Regions from separate parts of the Homo sapiens genome. Here region 1 is linked to region 2. A link is a loop called in an ENCODE intact Hi-C map of the cell type or tissue named here. Cell type or tissue: PC-3. All regions are shown on one strand. Each heading gives the region's core, and the rest is flanking DNA. Links, peaks and the distances in the headings are about the cores only. Region 1 has its middle 42 kb from the start of ACYP2. Region 2 has its middle 16 kb from the start of PSME4.

What was found. A loop is a pair of places that touch in the nucleus more often than their neighbours do. Peaks named below come from ENCODE experiments on the same cell type or tissue, not always from the same donor. Only the 100,000 strongest peaks of a DNase experiment are listed, where the experiment ranks them.
Region 1: it touches region 2 in a loop (5-fold over the local background); 15 of 110 quality-filtered maps call a loop at or near these places.

Annotation. Positions count from the first base shown.
Region 1 is chr2:54,068,919-54,078,517 of GRCh38, forward strand. It overlaps a transcript of ACYP2 not described here. Among named protein-coding and RNA genes, the nearest start is that of ACYP2, 42 kb to the right of the region's middle. RefSeq lists an enhancer at 4,279-5,478. In PC-3, for the core only: no CTCF peak of the experiment used is centred there; DNase peaks (open chromatin) are centred at 5,133 and 5,903; H3K27ac peaks cover 3,028 bases.
Region 2 is chr2:53,982,130-53,991,728 of GRCh38, forward strand. It overlaps a transcript of ACYP2 not described here. Among named protein-coding and RNA genes, the nearest start is that of PSME4, 16 kb to the left of the region's middle. RefSeq lists a silencer at 5,451-5,500. In PC-3, for the core only: no CTCF peak of the experiment used is centred there; DNase peaks (open chromatin) are centred at 5,362 and 7,462; H3K27ac peaks cover 3,674 bases.

The DNA of each region.
Region 1 (9,599 bases), core at 1,147-9,146, 87 kb after region 2:
AATTTATTTTATTTAACTTTATTTTTAAGGCAGGGTCTCTCTCTGTCGCCCCGGCTGGAGTGCAGTGGTGCAATCACAGCTCACTGTAGCTTCAAGCTCCTAGGCTCAAGCAAATCCTTCCACCTCATCCTCTTGAGTAGCTGGGACTACATGTGGCACCACCACACCCAACTAATTTTTTTAAACATTTTTTGTAGAGATGAGGTCTCACTTTGTTGCCCAGTCTGGTCTCAAACTCCTGGCCTCAAACAATCCGCCTGCCCAGGCCTCCCGAAGTGCTGGGATTACAGGTGTCAGCCACAGCACCCAGCCAGGAAGGAGGATTTTTATATAACCAAACCAGAAGGTAATGTGATTCAGTTTTGTCATATATATGGGGATAATTTGCCTGAAATTTCTCACCCCCTACTTTCCCAAGAACTTGCATAAACATCTCCCACTGCTAAAACAAAGCAAAATACAGGCTGGGCACGGTGGCTCATGCCTGTAATCCCAGCACTTTGGGAGGCCGAGGCGGGTGGATCACGAGGTTAGGAGATCAAGACCATCTTTGCTAACACGGTGAAACCCTGTCTCTACTAAAAATACAAAAAATTAGCCGGGCGTGGTGGCGGGCGCCTGTAGTCCTAGCTACTCGGGAGGCTGAGGCAGGAGGATGGCATGAACCCGGGAGGCGGAGCTTGCAGTGAGCCAAGATTGCGCCACTGCACTCCAGCCTGGGTGACAGAGCAAGACTCCGTCTCAAAAAAACAAAAAACAAAAAAAACAAAAACAAAACAAAGCAAAATACAGAATGAATGGAAAGATTCACATGATGCTACCATATTTTGAACACATTGAGGGTGACCAGCTGATGAATATGCTAGTTGGCCACTAAGTTTTTGAATTTAGCTATGTAATTGACATAATTGTAGTTAGCAAGTTATATGTGTTTAAAAACATTAGTCACTAAAATATGCAGATTTTAATGAAAGAGAGAAGATATTGTGCTGGGAATATTTAACCCAGAATACTTCTCTGGCATAAGTTAAATCTCAAGATGTTTTACTTCTTAAGAAAAAATACATTTGGGCCAGGCTCAGTGGCTCATGCCTGTAATCCCAGCGCTTTGGGAGGCCAAGGTGGGCAGATCACCTGAGGTCAGGAGTTCAAGACCAGCCTGACCAACATGGAAAAACCTCGTCTCTACTAAAAATACAAAATTAGTTGGGCATGGTGGCACATGCCTGTAATCCCAGCTATTCAGGAGGCTGAGGCAGGAGAATCTCTTGAACCTGAGAGTTGGAGGTTGTGGTGAGCCAAGATTGTGCCATTGCACTCCAGCCTGGACAACAAGAGCAAAAGTCCATCTCAAAAAAAAAAAAAAAAAAGAAAGAAAGAAAAAATACATGTGGAATCTGCTCTGCAGGTGTCCAGTCATAATTGACAAAATGGCTTATAATAAGGATTCTGAAATTCTTATTCATGTTAAATCATTCCAGTGATTTACATTGAAGTCAAATGCTGGTTAAGTGGTTTCATGAGGATGAATTTTACACCTAACCAGAGCACACTATCTGCCGTTCCTCTGCATTGTTTACTGTGCTTCTATAGGTGAGATTTTTCCCCACTTACTTAGCTCTTTTATGAATCCTCAACCCCAGAGTTATTTAACACATATTCCAGAATTGGTGATCACTGCACCAATTCAGCCCTCTGTGTTCCAGGGAAACCCTTCTTAACAACTCTAGTTACTTTGTAAGCTATGCTCTAATTTTAAGTGATATCTAAATGAAAATAAAATATAATTCACATTATTTTCAAAAGCTATTCCATTTTTTTTTTTTTTTTTGGTGGGGGCAGGGTCTCAGCTCTGTCACCCAGGCTGGAGTGCAGTGGCACGATTATGGCTCACTGCAGTCTCCAACACCCAGGCTCAAGTGATCCTCCCACCTCAGCCTGCCTGGTAGCTCTATAGGTATGTGCCACCACACCCAGCTATTTGTTTGTTTGTTTGTTTGTTTGTTTGTTTTTTTCAGAGACAGAGTTTCATCATGTTGCCCAGGTTGGTCTCAAACTTCTGAGCTCAAGCAGTCTGCCTGCCTTGGCCTCCCAAAGTGCTGGGATTACAGGCATAAGACACTGCACCCGGCCTCAAAAGCTTTTCTTTATTTGACTAATCCAAACACCCTTTCATGATAATAGCATGCAATAAATTAGGAATAGAAGGGAATTTTCTCAACTTAGAGAAAAACATCTACAAAAAACCCACAGATAACATCACGCTTAATAGTGAAAGGCTGAAAGCTTTCCTCCTAAGATTAGGAATAAGACAAGGATATTTGCTCTCACGGCTTCTATTCAACACTGCACTACAGATTCTAGCCAGGACAATGATGTAAGAAAAAGAAATGAAACATCCAGATTGGAAAGGAAGGAGTAAAACTATCTCTGCTTACAAATGGCACAATCTTGTGTGTACAAAATACAAAGGAATCTACAAAAACTCTTAGAGCTAATAAACAAGTTTGGCAAGGTTGCAGCATACAAGATCAATTGTGTTTTTCTTTTCTGTCTTTTTTTTTTGAGACTGGGTCTCGCTCTGTCGCACAGGTGAGAGTGCAGTAGTATGGTCATAGCTCACTGCAGCCTTGACTTCCCAGGCTTAGGTAATTCTGCCACCTCGGCCTTCTGAGTAGCTGAGACTACAGGTGTGCACCACCACACCCAGATAATTTTTTGACAAGACAGGGTTTCACCATGTTGCCCAGGTTGGTCTAAGATCAATTGTATTTCTGTATACTCCAATGAACAATTTAAAAATGACGTTAGGCCGGGTGTGGTGGCTCATGCCTGTAATCCCAGCACTTTGGTAGGCCAAGGTGGGTGGATCACCTGAGGTCAGGAGTTCGAGACCAGCCTGGTCAACATGACAAAACCCCATCTGTACTAAAAATACAAAACTTAGGTGGGCATGGTGGCGCGCACCTGTAATCCCAGCTACTTAGGAGGCTGAGGCAGGAGAATCATTTGAACCCAGGAGGCGGAGGTTGCAGTGAGCTGAGATCGCACCACTGCACTCCAGCCTGGGAGACAGAGCGAGACTCTGTCTCAAAAAAATATATACAAATACAAATAAATAAATAAAGTGAAAATGGTGTAAAGGAAACAGTTACATATGCAAAGGATCAAAAGGAATTAAAATACTTAGGAGTGAATTAAAATAAGTGCAAACCTGTAATCTGAAAACTATCAAATATTGTTGAAAGAAATTAAAGAAGATCTAAATAAATGGAAAGACATCCCATGTTCATGAATTAGAAGACTTAACATTAAGATGGTAATATTTTCCAAATTAATCTACAGATTCAATGCTATTCCAATCAAAATCCTAGCTGCCTTATTTTATTTATTTTATTTTATTTTTGTGACAGGGTCTCACTCTATACCCAGGCTGGAGTGCAGTGGCATAATCACAGTTCACTGCAGTCTTCACCACTCCAGCTCTAGTGATCTTCCCACCTCAGTCTCTAGAATCCAGCTACCTTTTGAAATTCTTTCTTTCTTTCTTTTTCTTTCTTTCTTTCTTTTTTCTTTCTTTCTCTCTCTCTCTCTTTCTTTCTTCTTTCTTTCTTTCCTTCCTTCCTTCCTTCATTATTTTCTTTCTTCTTTTTTTTTTTTTTTTGACAGAGCCTCACTCTGTTGCCCAGGCTGGAGTGCAGTAGCACAGGCTTGGCTCACTGCAACCTCTGCCCCCTGGGCTTAAGCAATTCTTGTGCCTCAGGCTCCTGAGTAGCTGGGACTACAGGCACGTGCCACTGTGCCAGGCTAATTTTTGTATTTTTAGTGGAGACAGGGTTTCACCATGTTGGCCAGGCTGGTCTTGAACTCCTGACCTCAAATGATCTGCCTGCCTCAGCCTCCCAAAGTGCTAGGATTACAGACGTGAGCTGCCAAGCCCAGCCCCCAGCTACCTTTTTTAAAAGTGGAAAATTTAAGCTGATTCTAAATTCATATGGAAATGCAAGGTACTCAAACAATCTTGAGAAAGAACAAAGTAGAAAGACTCACACTTCCTAATTTCAAGACTTACTACAAAGGTACATTAATCAAGTGAGTGTGGTACTGACAAAAGGCTAGACTTATGATCAGTAGACTAGAATTGAGAGTTCAGAAATAAACTCTTATATTTACAGTCAATTGATTTTTTGACAACGGCGCTAAGACAATTCAATGGGAAAAGAATAGTCTTTTCAGCAAAATGGTGCTGGGACAACTGGGTATCTACATACAAATGAATGAAGGCGGACTCTGACTTCACACCATATGTAAGAATAAATCAAAATGAGCCAGGTGTGGTAGTGCATGCCTGTAGTCCCAGCTACTTGGGAGGCTGAGGTGGGAAGATCTCTTGAGCCCAGGAGTTTGAGTCCAGCCTGGGCAATGTAGGGAGACCATACCTAAGGAAAAAAAAAAAATTAACTCAAAATGGATCAAAGACCTAACTACCAGAGCTAGAAGTACAAAACTCTTGGAAGAAAACATAGATGTAACTCTTTATGACTTTGGAAAGGCAATGCTTTCTTGGGTTTGACACCAAAAACACAAGCAACAAAAGGAAAAAGTAAATAAATTGGATTTTGTGAACATTTAAAATTTTTGTGTTTCAAAAGACACCACCATCAAGAAAGTGAAAAGGCAACTCATAGAAGGGGAGAAAATTTTTGCAAACCTTATATCTGATAAGGAACTTATACCTAGAATATGTAAATAACTATTACAACTCAAAAATAAAGACAATGATTAAAAAATGGGCAAAAGGTCTGAACAAAGATTTCTTCAAAGAAGATTTACAAATGGCCAATAAGCACATGAAAAGTTGCTTGATGTCTGATGTCATTCATTATTAGAAAAATAATCAAAACTACAAAGAGATACCACTTCATACCTACTAGAATGGCTAAAATGAAAATGATGGAAAATAACAAGTGTTGGCATGGATGTGGAGACATTGGAACCTGCATATAATAATGGTGGGAATGAAAAATAGTGCAAATTCTTTGGAAACAGTCTGGCAGTTCCTCAAGAAGTTTAACATAGAGTTGCCATATGACTCAGCAATTCCACTGCTAGGTATATACCTAAAAGAAATGAAAACAAGGCCGGATGCAGTGACTCATACCTGTAATCCCAGCACTTTTGGAGGCTGAGGTGAGGAAATTGCTTAAGGCCAGGAGTTTTATATCAGCCTGACCAACATAGTGAGACCCCCATTTCTACAAAAAATATTTTTCAAAATTAGCTGGGTTTGGTGGTGTGCACCTGTAGTCCTAGCTACTTAGTGTGCTGAGGCAGAAGGATCACTTGAGCCCAGGAATTCAAGGTTATAATGAGCTATGATTGGGCCACTACACTCCAGCCTGGGTGACAGTGGGAGATCACATCTCTAAAAAATAAATAAATACCAAGGTGGGAGGATCACATGAGTCCAGGAGTTCGAGACCAACCTGGACAATACAATGAGACCTCATCTCTACTTTATTTTAAATAAGTAAATAAAAAACCAAATTGATTGTGGTGATGGTTGCACAACTCTGTGAATATTATAAAAATCACTGAATTGTACATTTTAAATGGGTGAATTTTATGGTATGTTAATTATATATAAATAGAACAGAATTTGTGTGTGTGTGTGTGTGTGTGTGTGTGTGTGTGTGTGTGTGTAACTGTATTAGACAGGATTCTCCAGAGAAACAGAACAAACAGGATGTATTTATATACAGAAAGAAATGTATTTTAAGGAATTCGCTCACACAGTTATGGAGATTGACAAGTCCAAAATCTGCAGGGTGGGCCAGCAGGCTAGAGATGCAGGGATGAGTCAATGTTGCACTTGCGGTCTAAAGGCTGCAGAATTTACTCTTACTCAGGGGAGGTCAGGCCTTCAAATGATTGGATGAGGTTCACTCACATTATGGAAGGCAATCTGCTTTACTCAAAATCCACTGATGTAAGTCGTAATCTCACCCAAAATACCCCCACAGTAACATCCAGAATGATGCTTGATCATGTATCTGGGCACTGCGGCCCAGCCAAGTTGACACACAAAATTAATCATTATAATGGCCTATTCTTTCTACTTTCTCATTGGTCCTGGTGACTGGATAACTTTAGGAAGTGGCATTGTTGATTCACCTAAAAAGCAGTTCTAAATATAGTAGCTATTCACAATAAAAGTTCAACGGACGGTGTGTGCCTGATAGGCTACTTAGGCTATTAACAGATTTAGTAATGGAGGTTATAAAAATAATTCCTAATAGGCCAGGAACAGTGGCTCATGACTGAAATCCCAGCAGTTTGTAAGGCCTAGGAGGGTAAATCGCTTCAGCTCAGGAGTTCGAGACCATCCTGGGCAACATGGTGAAACCCCGTTTCTACTAAAAATACAAAAATTAGCTGGGAATGGTGGCACATGCCTGTAATCCCAGCTACTTGGGAGGCTAAGGCATGAGAATTGCTTGAACCCAGGAAGTGGAGTTGCAGTGAGCAGAGATGGCACCACTGCATCCTATCCTGGGTGACAGAGTGAGATTCTGTCTCAAAATTAAAAAAAAAAAGAAAGAAAAAAAAAAAGGGTGGACACGGTGGTTCATGCTTGTAATCCCAGCACTTTGGGAGGCCAAGGCAGGAGGATCACCTGAGGTCAGGAGTTAAAGACCAGCGTGGCCAATATGGTGAAACCCCGTCCCTACTAATAATGCAAAAATTAGCCAGGTGTGGTGGTGCATGCCTGTAATCCCAGCTACTCAGAAGGCTGAGACAGGAGAATCACCTGAACCTGGGAGGCCGAGGTTGCAGTCAGCCAAGATCACGCCACTGCACTCCAGCCTGGGCGATAGAACAAGACTCCATCTCAAAAAAAAAAAATTCTCGTAATAAAATGATATAATATTTACCTCTAGAAGTTTCCCTTTTCGTAAACCTTTTACATAACTAAAGGTTATAAAATATGTCACTCATATTGATATTTCTCTTTTTTATTAATCTTTATATTTTATGAGTTCTTTGTAGCAGATATTTCGAGTTTTGCATTATAAAAAGTGTTTTGATTTTAGATTTAATATTGTTTTTAGAACATTCATTAGGGCCAAAAATGAAAATGTTCCCATCTGGAAAATGATGCATTTGTACACAAGTTGAACTCTCATTTCTTTGCATAATTACTGCTTAGTTTTTCATATGTAAAATATTAAATCTGGTGGGGAGCTTATGTAAGTGTAAAGAAAGTATTCTGGAAGAAGATGCCAAACTGATAACACCAGAGAAATGAAAAGGTACTGGGCTTGAGAAAATGGCGGGGGAAGTCCAAAGAGAACTTCAAACTTATCTGCATTGTATTTAAAATTTATACGGAGAATATATTGTATGCATTACTTACACAATTAGCAATTTAAAAATAGCATATCTAGTCTGATTTCCTTATTTTGTAGATTGCAGAATGGTGGCTTAAAGAGATTGAGAAGCTCATGGAAGATCGCACTGCTAGTTAATGGCAGAGAAAGGACTGGCAGCTAGGCTTCCAGTGGCCCAGTCCCTAACTAAATAATCTACCCAGACAATAATGTACTAAAAACATCAAAATAGGCATCACAAAATATTGAATATAAAAATATTAACTAGTCTAGAAGTTTAATAGATTTTTATATAGAATATCATTTAGAAGATGAATTTAATTTTTCAGAACCAAGAGAAAGAAAGGCCAGAGTGTTTTGGAGAAGGAATTTTGAAGAACTCATAGACCTGGAGATGGATCAGGGAGGGAGAGAGAGAGAGGGTACAGCAGCCATTTGGCTTGGCCTGGAGTGGAGGTGGTGGCTAGATCAGGGCCCCTTAGGAGTGGTCAAATATAGCTTGCACAGTGTGTGAAAAAGATAACACTTAGCAGCTGTCTATACTGAGTCCTGAAAGTTGTCTTTATAATTTCACCTCTGTGAGCCTTAACTATTTTTATAAATTATTTCTATTTAACTGTAATCCTGAATCGGGTTTTCAGGGTCTTCTAAATAACTGTTATTTGGAAACAAAACCGTATTGAATTTTACTAAAAACACATACACATATAAATCAGGTTTTCAATAATGTGTTTTTCTTTGTATACAGAGCTAATGAAACCTACCCTCACTTTGAGTTACTATTTAATGCATTTAGATTCTCTATCTTGGTTTTTGTTGTTGTTGTTGAAATGTAAGATACATTTTCACAAAATAGAACAAGGTTGAAGCAGAATTAGAGATTTTTGGAAATGGAAGAAGTCCTAGACTCATCTAAGCTAACCTAAGAATTCAAATGACTTGCCTAAGTTCTCATAGTTGGAGCAAAAGACCTTTGTTTGTGACTCCCCTCTACCACTATAAGCTCCTTGGTGCATCTATCCATTGTTTGCTTTATAAGGGCAAACTTGTTGTTGTTGTTGTTTAACATTTTATTTTTAACTCTCTGCCTAGCATATATAGGGACTTATAAATGTTTGTGCAATAAATTAATCTAAATGCTAACTCAGAGCTAGTGATAAAGGTTAAAAAATTATCAGTGCATGCAGTATTGCAGCACGGCTGCTGGAGGTGGGAAGATAATTATCAACAAGGGCAAGACAGCCAGTACAAGGAAAGGGGACTTCTGAGAAGAGGAAGTGGTAACCAGGCAGAGAAGTGGCTTGTGAGGATAGACTGACCATTAGAGTGTCCAGCAAAATTGTTCTGCAAGGGAAGCAGCCCTTCAAGGAGGCTAGAAAGTACAGAATAGGGGAATAATCTGTGTGGGAGTTTGGCTTATGTTCCCAGCAAACTAAGGCACAGAAAGGCTGTGACTTTCCTAAGGTGTTATGTAAATTAGTAGTAGCGCTGGAAGTAGAACCAAGTCTTCTGTGTCCTGGCCTAGTGCTCATTCCATTGAACCACTTCACCTTCTTTAGCAAATAAGAGAACAAGTTATGAAATGCTAGACTAGGACTATGTTCTAAGCAAACCCCCTCAGTCTACTGAAGCAGCAATGATTGCACTTTCTTTTCTTTCTTTCTTTTTTTTTTTTTTCAAGATGGAGTCTCGCTCTGTCACCCAGGCTGGAGTGCAATGGCACTGTCTCTGCTCACTGCAACCTCGGCCTCCCAGGCCTCCTGAATAGCTGGGATTACAGGTGCTCACCACCACACTCAGCTAATTTTTGTATTTTTAGTAGACATGGGGTTTCACCAGGTTGGCCAGGCTGGTTTCAAACTCCTGATCTCAAATGATCCACCCGCCTTGGCCTCCCAAAGTGCTGGGATTACAGGGGTGAGCCACTGTGCCTGGCCAATGATTGCATTTTCTGTCTCATCTCTGACACGGGGAAGTGTGCTGATGCTAGGAAGATGCTAGGACAGCCATCTACTGTCCCAATAAGAAGTGATATCTTCCTAAAAAAAAAAAGTAATAGCTTCCATATATACATATATGCAAATCATATATATATGCGTACCATATATGGTACGCATATATATATATGGAAACCAGCTCCTGTCGCTATTATTATTATCTGTACAACTCATTGGAAGCTATCCTTGTACCATCTTGCATCATCTCCTC
Region 2 (9,599 bases), core at 632-8,631:
TACACTCTTTCCACCTACCCCCCAGTTTTTATATGTATAAATAGGACAGGCTTTGCTCACAGGCAGACAATGGGATTATCTGCATGCATAATTTGAATAGCCAGCAAGACATTCACACTTGATCACATCTGATATTTGAAATGCTACTATTTCCAATCTATTTCTTTGTACTAAGCAGAATACCTTTTGAAATTTACAGACACATAAAAGGTATAATATATCAAATCCCTAGTTCTCCAGTGTGTATTATATATTCATTAATTCAGTAAACATTTATTTATGTCCCCAGAGTGCCAAGTCAGAGATCGTTAGATGAATGACACAGTACCTGTCCTCAAGCAGTTCACTTTCTAGTAGACTGACAGATATGAAAACAGACAAAACTATAACCAAATGTCAGCTGGGGTTTACCTATATCTTAAGATCTCTAGATAAAACTAATTCAAACTCCCTTCCACCCACTGCCTAGAATTCAATCGCTCATCCAATAAGTTTTATCAATTTTGAAAGGTGCGACTTATATTTTTATGGTCACTCTCATCTCTAACCTTTGACTCTTGCTAAACTACCCCTGTTGAGTGATTGTCTTAGCATGAGACTTCTGTTGTCCCAGTTTGGCACTGCTTCGACTCAAATGTTAAGCCTGGCTGTTTTCCTTGATTTTCACAACTTCCATACAACAAATCCTTCACACAAGACTGTGTGTGTGTGTGTGTGTGTGTGTGTGTGTGTGTGTGTGTGTGTGATATAAATAGGTTCAGGGAGAACCAGGGATTTATATGCTGGAAATGTGAACAACCTATAAGTTAGCATGAAATATTCCTTTTCGTAAAGATCCATTTCTGCATGGGTCCTATTATCATGGAGCTCACTGGTTAGAGAGGGGCAGCCAGACAGTAAACAACTCACTTCACAGGTACTTAGTTATAATTTTATTAGATGCTTTAATAGGATAAATGTTGTTCTGGTTATGTAGAACAGGGGTACCTGGACTAGGATGCAAGGCCTAGACCAAATTCTTTGAGGAAGCAACATTTGATGAATGAAGACTTGTGGAGAAGGATGATTAGAAATGATTCAGCTAAGAAAATAGGCCAGGCACAGTGTGGCTCACGTCTGTAATCCCAGCACTTTGGTAGACCAAGGTAGGAGGATCACTTGAGTCCAGGAGTTCAAGACCAACCTGGACAACATGACGAAACCCCATCTCTACAAAATATACAAAAATTAGCTGGGTGTGGTGGCATGTGCCTGTAGTCCGAGCTACTTGGGAGGCTGAGGTGGAAGAATCACTTGAACCCAGGAGATTGAGGCTGCAGCGAGATGTGATTGCACCACTGCCCTCCAGCCTAGGCAACAGAGCAAGACCCTGTCTCAAAAAAGAAAAGAAAACAGTACGAATGGAAGCTTGAGGTAGAGGAAGAATTTGGCTTGTATGAGAAATTTAAAAAACACCCATATGCTTAGGGAGCGAGATTAAGAATAGTATATACGGCTGAAGCAGAGTTAGATCACGTAGTACCTTGTAAATTGGGTTAAGAATTTTGGATTTTTTCCGAAAAGCTGCTTCAGATATATCAATACAGTGCTATGGGTAGTAACCAAATACTTGGAGGAAGTTGAAGGGGTGACAGCTGGCTCATCAAGTCTTGCAAGCAAGTTAATAAGCATATCCCCAGCAGAAGCATCGGTTTGTAGAAAGACCAAGAGTTTTCAATGGGCCCAGTTAGGCCAGGAAACAATGAGTACAATGTGATAGGAACACAGAAAATGTATATCATGGCAAGAAAAGAGACAAGAAGGTAAACTGAGGCCAGATTACAAGCAGTCATGGATGCCTTCCTAAGGTGCTGGATGCTGGGGGTTTATCCTGTAAGCATTGAGGTAGGGGCATGACACAAGGAGGCTTGTGGTTTAGAAAGATGACTCTGGGCATTTTCATCATCATCACCATCATCATCATCATAACAAAGGTACCCAGCACATTGAAGAGGCAACCAGTGGTGGACAGTGAGGTGCTTTAGAGGTAAATGATGAAGGCTAATAAATGCCTTAGTAGCTAGCAATTAGGAACAAGAGCTAATTTAAACTTCACACCAAAACTAGGTGAGGAAATTATAGCCCAGTCCCACCTGAACATAGATGGAGAAACTCAACAAAAATTCTGGCCAGGCGAGGCAGCTTATGTCTGTAATCCCAGCACTTTGGGAGGCCGAGGCAGGTGCATCACCTGAGGTCAGAAGTTTGAGACTAGCCTGGCCAGCATGGTGAAACTCCATCTCTACTCAAAATACAAAATTAGCTGGGTGTGGTGGTGCATGCCTGTAATCCCAGATAATTGGGAGGCTGAGGCAGGATAATCTCTTGAACCGGGGGGGTGGGGGTTGCAGCGAGCCGAGATCGCACCACTGTACTCCAGCCTGGGCAACAAGAGCAAAACTTAAAAAGAAATTCAAGTGAATTGAATCCAGAAAAGTGTGTGTATGCATATATTATATATTATATATATAGCATATATATAAAATATATGTAGTATGTATATAAAATACATTGGGACCAAGCAAGGTTTATTGCAGGTACACAGGGCTAGTTCAATGTCAGAAAATCTACCAATAAAATTCACCACCTTCATGCAAGACAAACCAAAACAAAACAAAACAAAACCCAACATCTTAACAAATGTTGTAGGATGAATGCAGAAAAAGCATTTATTAGTCCATGATAACAATTTTTATCAAATAAGAAAATAAAAGTGAACTTCTTAAAACCTGTTAAAATGTTTATCAAGCTCTGTACCTAACAATGAAACTTTGGAAGCCAACACATTAAACTCAAGAACAAAACAAGGATGTTAATTTTATGAATAGATTGGTCCAGGTTACACAGCATTAATAAACAATCCCAAAATCTCAGTGGCTTAGGATTTAGCATTTTTTCTTTCTTTTTTTTTTTTTTTTTGAGATGGAGTCTCGCTCTGTTGCCCAGGCTGGAGCACAGTGGCGCAATTTCCGCTCACTGCAAGCTCTGCCTCCCTGGTTCCCACCATTCTCCTGCCTCAGCCTCCCGAGTAGCTGGAACTACAGGCGCCTGCCGCCACGCCCAGTTAACTTTTTGTATTTTTAATAGAGACAGGGTTTCACATTTAGGCAGGATGGTCTCGATCTTCTGACCTTGTGATCCGCCTGCCTCAGCCTCCCAAAGTGCTGGGATTACAGGTGTGAGCCGCTGCACCTGGCCAGGATTTAGCATTTTTTTCATACTATATTCCATCTCAGGTCAAAAGGGGATCCTGCTTCATGTTCTCACTTCAGGACCCAGGCTGATGGCTATCTGGAAAATACCCAACAGAAATGTGTGTACGTATATACATATATGTTCTCCAAAAGATATCTACTTAAATGTTCATAGCAGCACTACCCCAAAGAGTCTAAAATACAGAACTATCCAAATACCTATCAACATATCAACAGTATAATGGATAAACTGTGTTTATGTTTGCACAATGAAATACCACTGCTTTAGTTGGGATATTTGACCCTCCAAACCTCATGTTGCAATTTAATCCTCAGTGTTGGAGTTGGGGCCTGATGGAAGGTGTTTGGGTCATGGGGGAGGATCCCTCATGAATGGCTTGATGATCTTCCCATAATGATGAGTGAGTTCAGGCTCTATTTGTTCCCATGAGATTTCACCTGAAAGCGAGCTGTTTAAAATAGCCTGGTTGACCAGTGCTCAGTGGCTCATGCCTGTAATCCCAGCACTTCAGGAAGCCGAGGTGGGAGGAGTACTTGAGGTCAGGAATTTGAGACCAGCCTGGCCAACATGGTGAAACCCCATCTCTAGTAAAATACAAAAAATTAGCTGGGCATGGTGGCGTTCACCTGTAATCCCAGCTCCTCGCAAGGCTGAGGCAGGAGAATCCTGGAGGCAGAGGTTGCTGTGAGCCGAGATAATGCCACTGCACTCCAGTCTGAGCAACAGAGTGAGACTCCATCTCAAAAATAATAATAATAATAAAAATAAATAAATAAAATAAAATAGCCTGGCACCTTCCCTCTTTCTGTTGCCTCCTCTCTCACCATGTGCTCTCTGCATATGCTGTCTCTTCTTCCCCTTCCACCATGAGTGGAAACAGCCTGAAGCTCTCACCGGAAGCAGATTCCCGCACTATGCTTCCTGTACAGCCTGCAGAACCTTGAGCCAAGTAAACCTCTTTTTTTTTTTTTTGATGGAGTCTCACTCTGTTGCCAAGGCTGGAGTGCAGTGGCATGATCTCAGCTCACTGCAACTTCTGCCTCCTGGGTTCAAGCGATTCTCCTGCCTCAGTCTCCTGAGTAGCTGGGATTACAGACACACAGCACCACACTCAGCTAATTTGTGTATTTTTAGTAGAGATGGGATTTCACCATGTTGGCCAGGCTGGTCTGGAACTCCTGACCTCAAGTGATCCTCGGCCTCCCAAAGTGCTGGAATTACAGGCGTGAGCCACCAAACCCGGCCTTTTTTTTTTTTTTAGATGAAGTTTCACTCTGTTGCCCAGGATGGAGTGCAGTGGTGTGATCTTGGGTCACTGCAACCTCTGCCTCCTGGGTTCAAGTGATTCTCCTGCCTCAGCCTCCTGAGTAGCTGGGATCACAGATATGCACCACCATGCCCAGGTAATTTTTGTGTTTTTAGTGAGAGACCGGTTTCACCATCTTGGCCAGGCTGGTCTTGAACTCCTGACCTCAGGTGATCCACCTGCCTTGGCCTCCCAAAGTGCTAAGATTATAGGTGTGAGCCACCGCACCCGACCAAACCTCTTTTCTTTATAAATTATCCAGTCTCTGATATTCCTTTGTAACAACACAAATGGACTAGGACAACTACACAGTAATGAGAATGAAAAATGCACAAATACATGCAACAATATGGATGAATCTTGAAAACAGAATGTTGAAGCAAAATCAGACACACAAGAGCATGTTCTGTATGATTCCATTTCTGTGTTATAACAAGCAAAACTAATTTGTGATATGAGAGGTTCACAAAGTGGTCACACCTGAGGGTAGGGTACAGAATGGAAGAGGACATGAAAAGGCCTTCTGGAGTTCTGGTTATGTCCTGTTTCTCCATCTGGGAGATGGTTACATGAGGGTGGTTAGTATGTTAAAATTCATTGAGCTGTACATTTATGATACATATCTTTTTATAGATGTGGATTATGCTTTTATGTATGTATACAAAGTTAAAAAAAAAAAAAAAGGAAGCAGTTCCAGACTTCTTTACAAAGTGTAGGCTCCTAATTCCCATTTAGCAAAGAGAACAAAGTAGTTCATCTACAGGTTTTTGTGTAAACAGAAGTTTTAGTTTCTCTTGGATAAATGCCCAGGGGTGCAATTTCTGGGTCAAATGGTAGTTGTGTGTTTCATTTTGTAAAGAAAAAACTGTCAAACAGTTTTCTAGAGTGGCTGTATCATTTTACATTCTCATCAGCATTGTAAGAGCAATCCGGTTTCTCTGCCAATACCTGATGTTGTCACTGCTTTTTATTTTAGCCTTTCTGATAAGCATGCCATGATCTCATTGTGGATTTAATTTGCATTCTTCTAATGAGTAATGATGTTGAACAGGAACATGCTTTTATGTGCTTATTTACCATTTTTATATCCTCTTTGGTGAAATATCTGCTCATGTTTTTTGCATGTTTTCTAATTGGATTGCTTGTGGGTTTTTTTGTTTGTTTTTTGGTTTTTGGATTGCTTGGTTTTTAACTGTTGAGTTTTGGGAGTTCTTTATATAGTCCAGATACTACTCTTTTGTCAGATATGTGGTTTGCAAATATTTTATTTCTGTAGTTTGTCTCTTAAAGGGATCTTTTACAGAGCAAAAGTTTTTAATATTGATGAGGTCCAGTTTATCAGTTTTTCCTTTAACGTGTCAAACTTTTATTTAGTGTGAGATCTAAGAACTAGGTTGGGCATGGTGTTGCGCACCTGTAATCCCAGTGACTCGAGAGGCTGAGGCAGGAGGATTACTTGAGTCCAGGAGTTCAAGACCAGCCTGTGCAACATATCAAGACTTCATGTCATATTAAAAGAATAATAATAATAATAATCAAAAACACTTTGCCTAGTCCTAGATTCCAAAGTTCTTTTTCTAAAAGTTTTATAGTTTTCTGTTTTACATTTAAGTCCATGATTCATCATTAGTTAGTTTTTATATGTGGCATGACATTTAGGTCAAGGTTTATGTTTTGCCTATGAATGTCCCAAGTAATTCACTTTTATTTTTTATTTATTATTATTTTTAGACAGGGTCTTGCTCTGTCACCCAGGCTGGAGTGCAGTGGCACGATCTCAGCTTATTGCAACCTCCACCTCCCAGGTTCAAGTGATCCTCTTGCCTCAGCCTCCCGAGAAGCTGGGACCACAGGCATGTGCCACCATGCCTGGCTATATATATGTATATGTATATAAATATATATGTGTGTATTTTGTAGAGACAGGGTTTTGCCATGTTGCCCAGGCTGGCATTGAGCTCCTGGGCTCAAGCAATCTGCCTGTCTCAGCCTCCCATGGTGCTGGGATTACAGGTGTAAGCCACCATGCCTGGCCCATAATTCAATTTTTGTTTTGTTTTGTTTTGTTTTTTTGAGACAGAGTCTCACTCTGTCACCTGGGCTGGAGTGCAGTGGCATGATCTTGGGTCACTGCAACCTCTGCCTCCCGGGTTCATGCGATTTTCCCTGCCTTAGGCTCCTTAGCAGCTGGGATTACAGGTGCGCGCTACCATGCCCACCTATTTTTATTGCATTTTTAGTAGAGACGGGTTTTTGCCATGTTGGCCAGGCTGGTCTTCAACTCCTGACCTCAGGTGAACTTCTGCCTCGGCCTCCCAAAGTGCTGGGATTACAGGCGTGAGCCACCACGCCCGGCCTGTAATTCAGTTTTAAATAACACCATCTGAAGGCCACCAAGAGTCCAGTCCCAGTAGGAATATTCCAAACCCAGTCATTTCTTCTCATCGTTACTCTAACATGCAGTGGAAAGGCTATCAGGCCAGCATGTGCCTGCTGGCACCATCGACTATTGTGATCTACTGTGAGCCAATACTTAAATAAGAAGACATATCTTTCAATAACAAAAAGTCAGATTGGTAGACAATTCTTTTTTTTTTTTTTTTTTTTTTTCACAGACAAGGATTCCCAGGCTCAAGCAATCTTCCTGCCTCGGCCTTCCAAAGTGCTAGGATTATAGGCATGAGCCACCATGCCCTGCCTGACAAATCTTGAGTCAGATATTAGTAAAACAAAGAATATATTTGCCCAGTTCTTTTAGGGCATAGTCCTGCTAAAATGCACCTAATGTGTGTATTTAGGGTACTTATCATAATGGACATCTGTAATTGCTTTTGGCTGCCCAGCATCTGAACCCACTTGCTAGATTCGGGACATCTCCCATTATCTAGGTCTTGGTGGGAAGTAGGCTCTGACCTCTAACTTTAGAAGCCTAAGGGATGAGATTCACCCTCTACTAACTCCCCTGACAGCCTTGTGACCCAGATTTAGCCACTATGTACTTTGTGTCTTGAGTAAGCAATGCCAAGATGAAGGGATGATAAGTGATATTGGATCTGTGGTAGCTCTAGTATTAGCAGTTTGGCATTGAGGCTGTGTTTATTGTGAGTAGTGGCTGCCTACAGTGGCCATTATGTCAAATACTAGAGATGTCCTATGTTGGTGGTGGCAGCAGCATCTCCACCAGACTGTTCCTGCCACTCCTACTCCCTTGGTCCCAGCCAATTGTTTGAGAATGTTTTCATCATTTCTCATCACTTCTGTGAGTTACATAAACCCTTTTCTTTTCTTTTCTTTTTTTTTTTTTTTTGAGATGGAGTCTTGCTCTGTTGCCCAGGCTGAGTGCAATGGTGTGATCTCGGCTCACTGCAACCTCTACCTCCTGGGTTCAAGCAATTCTCCTGCCTCAGCCTCCGGAGTAGCTGGGTCTACAGGCATGCACCACTACACCTGGCTAATTTTTGTATTTTTAGTAGAGGCAAGGTTTCACCATGTTGGTCAGGCTGGTTTTGAACTCCTGACCTCAAGTGACTTACCCGCCTCGGCCTCTCAAAGTGTTGTGATTACAGGCATGAGCCACCACTCCTGGCATATAACACTTTTCAGTAAATTCATCTTCTATTTAATTTAGCCAGAGTTCACTTCTAACAAGCAAGATAGTTGATATATCAAGAATCCTAGCTGGGAGCTGTGGCTCATGCCTGTAATCCCACCACCTTGGGAGGCTGAGGCAGGTGGATCACCTGAGGTCAGGAATTTGAGACCAGCCTGGCCAACATGGTGAAACCCCAAATATACTAAATATACAAAAATTAGCTGGGCGTGGTGGCGGCCACCTGTAATCCCAGCTACTTGGGAGGCTGAGGCAGGAGAATCTGTTGAACCCGGGAGGTGCAGTTTGCAGCGAGCCGAGATGGCACCATTGCACTCCAGCCTGGGAGACAAGAGCAAAACTCCGTCTTACCAAAAAAAAAAAAAAAGAAAAAAAAAGAAAAAGAATCCTCACTTTCAGCAAATTAGCATAAAGCAGTGGTTGAGAGAGCTTCTACTGTCAGAGTTTCTGATTCAGTAGGTCTGCAGATGACCTAAGAATTTGCGTTTTTTTTTTGTTTTGTTTTTTGTTTTTTAAGGCAGAGTCTCGCTCTGTCGCCCAGGCTGGAGTGCGGTGGCGCGATCTCGGCTCACTGCCAGCTCCGCTTCCTGGGTTCACGCCATTCTCCTGCCTCAGCCTCCCGAGTAGCTGTGATTACAGGTGCCCGCCACCACGCCCGGCTAATTTTTTATATTTTCAGTAGAGACGGGGTTTCACTGTGTTAGCCAGGATAGTCTAGATCTCCTGACCTTGTGATCCGCCCGCCTGGGACTCCCAAAGTGCTGGGATTACAGGCGTGAGCCACCGTGCCCTGTCGAGAATTTGTGTTTCTAACAAGCTTCCAGGTGATGCTGCTGGTCAAGTGTTCAAAGGTATGCTGCTGGTCATCATCAGATGTTGTGATTTTATAATTTTCTCTCAAATGTTGCTGAGTAGCATTCTATGAACATACCATAGTTTGCTTATCCATTCATCTGTTAATGGACGTTTTGGTTGTTCCCAGTTTCTGGGTATTACAAATAAAGCTTCAATAAATATTCATGTATAAGTCATTGTATGGACATATAACTACTTTTCTCTTGGATACATACCTAGGCATAGAATGGCTGGTGTATGTGTAACTTTTTTTTCTTTTTTTTTTTTTGAGATGGAATTTCACTCTTTCGCCCAGGTTGGAGTGCAGTGGTGCGATCTTGGCTCACTGCAACCTCTGCCTCCTAGGTTCAAGTGATTCTCCTGCTTCAGCCTCCTGAGTAGCTGGGATTACAGGCATGCGCCACCACACCTGGATAATTTTGTATTTTTAGTAGAGACAGGGTTTCTCCATGTTGGTCAGGTTGGTGTCGAACTCCCGACCTCAGGTGATCCACCTGCCTCAGTCTCCCAAAGTGTTGGGGTTACAGGTGTGAGCCACTGTGCCTGGCCGTATTTCATCTCATATATTGATTT